2 separate regions of the Homo sapiens genome follow, and region 1 is linked to region 2. The links are chromatin contacts, found by Hi-C in ENCODE. All regions are on one chromosome and are shown on one strand. Each heading gives the region's core, a stretch centred on a gene start or an enhancer-like site at or near the end of the contact. The rest is flanking DNA. Distances are from core to core; before and after follow the strand shown. Region 1 holds the start of AMDHD1 (amidohydrolase domain containing 1). Region 2 holds the start of SCYL2 (SCY1 like pseudokinase 2).

What was found. A loop is a pair of places that touch in the nucleus more often than their neighbours do. Pooled maps may share reads with other maps.
Region 1: a pooled map shows a loop between it and region 2 (8-fold over the local background). The contact joins the promoter of AMDHD1 here to the promoter of SCYL2 in region 2. A Hi-C loop is called at or near these places in 5 of 50 pooled maps.

The regions. Positions count from the first base shown.
Region 1 is chr12:95,941,090-95,945,207 of GRCh38, forward strand. AMDHD1 (amidohydrolase domain containing 1) reads left to right here and starts at 2,242. Exons shown (of 9, transcript NM_152435.3): 1 at 2,242-2,446. The coding sequence starts at 2,310. CCDC38 (coiled-coil domain containing 38) reads right to left here and starts at 1,525. Exons shown (of 16, transcript NM_182496.3): 1 at 1,342-1,525.
Region 2 is chr12:100,264,258-100,268,426 of GRCh38, forward strand. It overlaps SCYL2 (SCY1 like pseudokinase 2), which reads left to right and starts at 2,920. Exons shown (of 18, transcript NM_017988.6): 1 at 2,920-3,535. DEPDC4 (DEP domain containing 4) reads right to left here and starts at 2,822. Exons shown (of 10, transcript NM_001364818.2): 1 at 2,663-2,822. The coding sequence starts at 2,819. RefSeq lists enhancers at 2,665-2,744, 3,415-3,484, 3,495-3,554 and silencers at 3,115-3,164, 3,265-3,344.

The DNA of each region.
Region 1 (4,118 bases), core at 992-3,491, 4.3 Mb before region 2:
TGCAAACCTCCTGTTTGCAGGAGCTTATCAGGTAATGTTGTCTGTCTGGACTGTGAATCAGATGCACAGTTCACCCACAAACATAAATACCTATGAAAAAGAAATATAATTTCTTTTAGACTCACCCAGAACTTGCAAGCTTTAAGTACATGGTCTGTGAAGTCAGGAGAGGAACTATACTATTGGCTGAAATCTAATCTTTAACTTAATTGGCCAGGAAGACAAATAGCAGGATTAAAACACACGAATAATAGTAATAATACCTATTACTTGTTTAGAGCTGGGCACTGGGCTAAGTGATTTATGTTTTATTTTATTTAAAACTCAGACAAGCCCATAAAGTAGAAACAGCTCTCCCTATGATGAGGATGAGAAAACGAGGCTTCGAGAAATTACTGTAAAGAAATTCCCCAAGGTCAAACAGCTTATAGGAAACAGAACTCAGACTAAGACAAGTTTATTGAACCCTATTTTTCTATAATTTTAACCCATCCTTTATACATACAATTGCATAGTTCTGCAAATATGCCTAAAATTGCAAAATGTAACTGATTAAAGTCTTCAGCAGAAATTTTATAATAGAAAATTTTAATATTTCTCTGTGAATTAGTGACTTTATGTGTTTCTATTCCCCACTATTTCTACTTCTCTTTTTAAAGACATAGAAATATATGTATGTATAAACTTTTTAAAAGCTATGCACACACACACACAAACAACCTGTTTGTGATTGTGTATATGAGCTGTGAATAATCTTCTGATGCCCCCTCCCCCCCACCCTTAGGGTCTCTTTCACTCACATTGTCTATATATTTTCCAATTTTTATCTTTCTCTTTCCTAACTGATCTCTCTTTTATAGGCCATAATATGAAGCTAAATTATATTCTTATTTATCGTGGTCATCTAAAGGAGTGTTTGCTTTCTGTTCCAGGTTTTTTTAATGAGACTAAATTAACTTTTATATTTTGTGGGTTTGCAGGCTTAGTCTGCTTTTATAGTATATTATTTGTGTCCACATCTATCACTTTTATTGTAAAGTCTTTACTGGGCAGGGAAAGCGCCTTTCCTATCTTTGTATGTTCCACAAGACTTAACACAGAGCTTGTGATAAACATGAATAAACGAAATCAAGTAATTAAGGACTCAAAAGCCTGGGCCTGGCAGTGTTTCCATAGCAATTGGTAGCAGGAAGCGACGAGGCTGAGAATCACAGACCATCTTCCATAAACTTGATTCTGTCTCCAATTTTGGTCGCAAGTTGCTTGTAGGCCCACCAGACACAGCTGAGGGGTGGGAGGGGGCATGCGGAGGGGCGGACACTGAGCTGAAACCTATTTTACCTCAGCGAGTTTGGATCCAGGAGCCTTTCCAACCTATCGTTCGGGAAGGCGTTGTGGGAAAAGTGGGCGGAGGTGCCAATCGATCCTCCAGTCTCGGCTCTATCCTCCCCCAGCCCGGTTCCCGGTCATCTCAGGGACCGTCTGGTAGCTGATCCCGGAACGCAGCTGGCCAACGGATAAGTGCGGGGCACCCGCCACCCGCGCGGACCCAGGAGCACCTCCCCTACCGCATCCCCCTCCTCCCCACCCCCAGGTTCCCTCGGCTCGCGGCCCTCCGCGTCCCGGGCTCCCGCCCCAGAACCTGTGGGCAGATGTTTCCTCCACGCAGTACCCTCCCGGGGCTCTGCCTCCAGGCTCGCGTCCCAGCACCCTAGGCAGAGGTTTCCCCCACTCTGTCCTCTCCCGGGGCTCTACCTCCAAGCTCCCGTCCCTGCCCCTGGGCACAGCTTTCCCCTACTCTGCCCTCTCCAGGAGCGCTATCTCCAGGCTCCCACCCCAACCCCCCGGGCAGAGGTTTCCCCCATGGCCCCCCTTCCGGGGCTCTACCCCAGGTTCCGGTCCCTCACTCCCGAACACTCCGGGTGCCCTCACCCAGCCAACCCTTGACGCGCTTCCACATACCACGTGATCCACACAGCTCACTTTGATCTCTCGGGGTGACCAAGCTTAAGTTTCCTTATCTGAAAAGTAGGGACACTAGTCTCCATCTCGTTTACTCGGGATGGGACAAGACGACCAAAAAAGAGAGGATTCCTCATCAGGTTTATTACTCGTTGCCATTCTTGCAATGATTACCGCCCCCGTTGCTGTGGTTGGGGGAGGCGAGCAAAGGGCAGCGGCTGCGAGCGCCCGCCCCCGCCCCACCCTCCCAGCCCCGGACAGCGCAGGCTGCGGCTTTTCGTCCTCCACTGAGTCCTGCCGGTGGCCCGAGCCCGGTGGCCTCCCGGCGACCCTCGGCGCGAGGCGACATGGCAAGCGGCCACAGCCTCCTGCTGGAGAACGCGCAGCAAGTGGTGCTGGTGTGCGCCCGCGGCGAGCGCTTCCTGGCGCGGGATGCGCTGCGCAGCCTGGCGGTGCTGGAAGGCGCCAGCCTGGTGGTGGGCAAGTAAGTGGCCGGGCGCGCAGGGTGGGGACCGCCACGGGCGGAGCTGGCCGCTCTTCCTCTCACTGTGCACTCTGGAGGGAAACAACGCCGTGAAAGCGTCCCTGCACAGAGATACACGGGCAAGCCAGCCTTTGGGGTACCTGTTGCTAACACGCTCTGCTGCTTGGGGTTGTCATTCCGTCCAAAGAGCTCAGAGAGGAACACCCCATTGGAACGCATCAGGGTCCTGCCTCTGCTGGTAAAATATCACTGTCCAACCATCAGAAGGGGTTGAGGTCCTCCCCAGTGCTTCTTAAAGGGAGGCCAGAAGACCACCTTTGTCAGGGTGGCCTGTGGTTATTTTATTCTTACGGCAGATTTCTGATTCCACCTGCGTCCCCCACTCCCTATCCCTAGAATTTTAGAATCAGCATCACTGGGGCTGGAGTTCTGAGACCTGAATTTTTCAAAAGTACCTTTCACATCCTCGTGATCTCGTACACTAAAGCTTTAGAACCACGGAGAACATTTAGACGATAATGGCCCTGAGTGATAATAAATCAAGATTTGACCATCAGAAAACAAGATATTTCTCTTACTCATCTGAGCTTCCTGCCAGATATGAATAAAAGAACAAAGTTTGAGGGCGACCTGGGGTAGCAAGGGAAGTTGGATGAGAATTTGAATCCAAAGCGTGCCATGGGACCACAATTGCACACGATCAATGAGTCTCACAAACTGACCACGGCTTATCTGAGGCAGTTTAGGGTTGTGCAAGAGCCCAGCTTTTAAGGGACTGTGGGTTGGTTTAATTTTATTTATTTATTTATTTATTTATTTATTTATTTATTTATTTATTTTTGAGACGCATGAGCCACTGCGCCCAGCCTATTTTTTGTTTTTTTGAGACAGGGTCTAGCTCTGTTGCCCAGGTTGGAGTGCAGTGGCATGATCTTGGCTCCACCTCCCAGGCTCAACTGCGATCTCCACCTCCCAGGCTCAAGCCATCCTCCCACCTCAGCTTGACAAGCAGCTGGGACTACAGGTGCACGCCACCACGCCAGGCTAATTTTTGTATTTTTTGTAGAGACAATGTCTCACTGTGTTGCCCAGGCTGGTCTTGAACTCCTGGGCTCAAGCCATCCACCTGGTTTGGCCTCCCAGTGCTGAGATTACAGGCGTGAACCACCACGCCCAGCTTGACTGGTTTATTTTTAATTAAGGGATGAAAACATTCCCAATTTACTATGAAAATATTATTTAAAATTTTGCTTAGAAAGTTGAAAAATATGTACCTGGGTTGGGACTGGAGTATCTTATAAAAATTATATCAATGCGACCAGGCACAGTGACTCACGCCTGCAATCCCAGCACTTTGGGAAGCTGAGGCAGGTGGATCACCTGAGGTTGGGAGCTCGAGATCAGCCTGGCCAACATGATGAAACCCCATCTCTACTAAAAATACAAACATTAGCCGGGCATGGCGGCGCACGTCTGTAATCCCAGCTACTCGGGAGGCTGAGGCAGGAGAATCGCTTGAACCCGGGAGGCGGAGGTTGCAGTGAGCTGAGATCTCGCCACTGCACTCCAGCCTGGGTGACAGAGCGAGACTCTGTCTCAAAAATAAATAAATAAATACATAAATAAAATGATACTAATGCACCAACATGAAGTCCTGGGTTCCAAGACATGT
Region 2 (4,169 bases), core at 1,670-4,169:
TTCACCAAACTCTTTGCCTTTTCTTTTTTCTTTTTGCCCTTTTGAACAATGGTTAGTTCTTCATTAGGGAGATCAAGGCAAAGAACTAAATAATCAATTTTTTTAATTGTTTAAACCAGCTGTTTAAAAAGTTTGCTAAGGCCAGGCACAGTGGCTCATACCTGTAATCCCAGCATTTTCAGAAGCCGAGGCAGGCAGATCACCTGAGGTCAGGAGTTTGAGACCAGCCTGGCCAACATGACGAGACTCCACCTCTACTAAAAATACAAAAATTAGCCGAGCGTGGTGGCATGCGCCTGTAATCCCAGTTACTCGGGAGGCTGAGGCAGGAGAATCTCTTCAACCCAGGAGATGGAGGTTGCAGTGAGCTGAAATCGCGCCACTGCACTCCAGCCTTGGTGACAGAGCAAGACTCTGTCTCAAAAAAAAAAAAAGTTTGCTGAAAAATGAAAGAGGGTCACATACCCACTTGAGCTGAATACTTGAATATAACCCAATTATCTAAATTATGAAGTGAAACTACCAAACATTGTAGAGATATTGGGCTCTAGAAAGTGCTTCCACTGTTGCTCCCGATTAAGGGGTTTAGATAAAGATGTGCCTTATTTTACATGGACATATTGCATAATGAAAAAAAATTGCCTTATCACATGCTGAACTTACTCTCCAAATAACAGAAATCCCACTTCTCTGGGCAAAAAGAAAAAAAAATTGCTGAGAAATAATGAAAACCTAAAAACAATCAAAATGTCTATTACTGGCCAGGTTCAGTGGCTCATGCCTGTAATCCCAGCACTTTGGGAGGCTGAAGCAGAAGGATCGCATGAACTCAGGATTTCAAGACTAGCTTGGGCAACACAGGGAGACTCTATAAAAAATACAAAAAATTAGTGGGGCATGGTGGCGTGCTCCTATAGTCCCAGCTGCTCAGGAGGCTGAGGTGGGAGGATCACTTGAGCCAGGGAGGCCGAGGCTGCAGTGAGCTGTGACCCTGCCACTGCACTCCAGTCAGGGCAACAGAGTGAGACCCTGTCTCAATTAGAAACAAAAACAGTTGGCCAGGCGCAGTGGCTTAAGCCTGTAATCCCAGCACTTTGGGAGGCTGAGGCAGGTGGAGGTCAGGAGTTCAAGACCACACTGGCCAACATAGTGAAACCCCATCTCTACCAAAAATACAACACAAAAAAATTTAGCTGGGCATGGTGTCGCACGCCTGTAATCCCAGCTACTTGGGAAGCTGAGGCAGGAGAATTGCTAGAACCAGGAGGTGGAGGTTGCGGTGAGCCGAGATCACGCCATTGCACTCCAGCCTGGGCAAGGGAAAAAAAACAGTCTATTACCTGAAAAAAACAGTTAAATAAATTATGGTATACCCTTACTATAGAATAGTAGCCAGCCATTAGAAAGAATGAAGTAGAGCTATGTTTATAGTGTGCAAGGATCTCATTAAGTAGGGAAAAAGAAAAACCCAAAACAAAAATTTTTTAAAAATGAGCTGAGCAGAACAACTTGTATATTATTATCCTACTTAGGTAAAAATGAATTCCCAACCTATGTAAAAATGTATGTAAATAAATAGAAAGATCTGGAAGAATAAACTTCAAACGAGTAACCTTGGGGAAGAAGGATTGTAATGGTGGCTGATGAAAGAGGATGTACCCTTTTAAAGTGTACAATTCAGTGTTTCTAGTACATTCACAAAGTTGTGCAGCCATCACTATTATCTAATTTCAGACCATTGCATCATTCCACAAAGAAACCTATAGTTCGCAGTCATTCTTCATTCTTCCGTACCCCAGTAAAATTTTAATTAAAATTAAATTTAATTAAAATTAATTAAAAAAATTAAAGAATGATAAGGGAATAACTTAGAACTTCTAGAATGTTTTTTCTAGATTTGCAGGGGGAAGTGGGTAGAATCCAAGAACTTAAGCTCTCTTCTCCAACTATGCATAACCGCAAAAGTATGCCCAACTATACATATGTTTACGATAAAATGACAGAAATAAAAATCCACCACCCTCAAATTCCTTCTGTAACAGAAGTTACCCGTCTAATCACTCAAGAAATCTTATCCCCAGACATTGTGGGCAGAGCGGAGACTGAGGAGGGGAGGCCAGAAAGTGATGGGCGGAGGTGGGCAGGAGGGTACTCGACGGGGTAGGTGGAAAATACAGCGGTACAGCCTGTTTTCCATAGACAGTCTACCTCTCTAACCTTCATTAAACAAGTAGGCTAGATTAAAGAAATAACTCCTCTAGCTCAAGGAATTTGCCCTCTAGTACATTAACCCCTTGTTGCTGTAAGTGTAGCCTAGGGACCAGCAGCATTGGTGCCATCTGGACATGTATTAGAAACGCAGATTATCAGACCCTACTCCTCAATCAGAATTTGCACTTTCACAAGATCCTAGGGATTCGTATGTATATTAAAGTTTGAGAAAAAACGCTTTCCTGCACGCTCCAAGGGCACTTCACCACAGTAACCCCTAAAAAGCCTCAGTCCTGGGTCCCCCAGTCCAGTGCCTGGTAGGGCAGGAAGGGGGCGGGGCTAGGAAATGGGCGGGGCCCTGGACCAATGAGGAGCAGAGTCCCAGCCGCCTGCTCCCTTCAGCTGCCCCCTCCACCTTCACTGCACATTTGGCTAGGATATACAGGGCTACCTGTCCTCCTTTTCCGGCAGAAGCCATCTCTACGGTTCCTGGAACTTGGCCCGTTCAGCCCTGGGCCCGGAAGCTCGTTCTGACTGACAAGTCTACGGAACCTCGGAGTCAAAAGAACCGCCATAAGCTCGCGCGCTGGCTCCTCCCCTGGCACCATAGCCCCGCCCCACCTGACACCCGGGGCGGAGAGAAGTACTGGCTCCGCCTCTTCCGAACCGGCAGGAAGTGACGTCATGCCCCCGGCCGGCAGGTCTTTTAGTCTTTTTCCCCCTCCCTTACTCTTCGTCCCCGGTCCCTCCCCTCCCCACCCCTTTCCTTCTAGCTCCGACGTTTGCGGCCGCGGGGGCGGCGGAGGATATGGAGTAAAGCCAGAGTCAGTGGCCAGGCACGAAGGCAGAGCAGGAACAGCCAGGAGGCGTTTATTAGGGGGGCGGGGGGAAAGAGCCCCAGCACCGCCCCTCCTGGAAGAAGGAAGAGGTAAGTGACCGGCCGCCGGCACCGACCGACCTCCCTCACCGGCGGCTCTCTCGCCTGGGCTCCCGGAGCCGGCGAGGAGGGAATGGAGGACTCGCGCCCGGGTTAGGCCTCCCAGGGCCGCTCAGGCTGGTGGGTGTTGCCTGGTGACGGGCCTGCCGGCGGCCGGCCGGGCGATCGGCGGTCGGCGCCCGCGCAAAGCGGGGCTGGACGAGCAGCGAGCTCCGGGGAGCGGATCCGAGAGGGCCGAGTCCTCGAAAGAGGCCTTGAGGCGACGGGAGACCCGGGATCGAAGTCAGCTGCCGGAGGGAGAGCCCCCCATGCCGGCTCGAGAGCTCGGGTTTCGGTGGTGGAGAACGTAGTACCTTTCGGGGACATTGGACACTACTCTAGGACCGGGTGAGAGAGTTCACCTCAGTTCTGAGGTCCGGAATCCGGTAGCCTGGGTCACCAGCCAGGGCCCTGCCGCCCGCCGTCCTTCTCTGACAGTAGCTTTAGTTCTGGAATGGAAGGTTATTGTGTGTGAGGTGGGTGGGGCAGGGGTTTTGTTAAGAGAAAAAACCCCACGGTTACTCCTGCAGTCTTGTTTTTCTAAACGGGAGAATACGGATGGAGGAGGGTTTAGACCGATAAAGCTTGCAAAAACTTATTGGACTTTGAGCACATACCTGTGATCCGTAATTAAGGAGGCCATATTATCAAATCCACCCTCTAAGGCACTCGAGGAGGCTCCAGACAAGCTGCTTAAAAGCGCTATGCCTGTAGTGACTTCATTGGAAGGTGTCAACTATTTTTTAGTACGTCAAACTCAGGAATTATTTGTGATGACACTTTCTAAAAACATTGGATACTATGAGTGAGTTTTCTAAGTAGCCTATCTCCGTTCTGAAAAATAAATAGTTTAGCAAAAATGCTCCAAATCAGCCTGCCACTGTAAAACCCCATTATGTTCTGGTGATGGCTTGAAAGTCAGGTGCTTGAAGATTCCTTTTGGACTTTGCAGGTTTGTTGTTGTTTGGTTTGCTGTCTTATT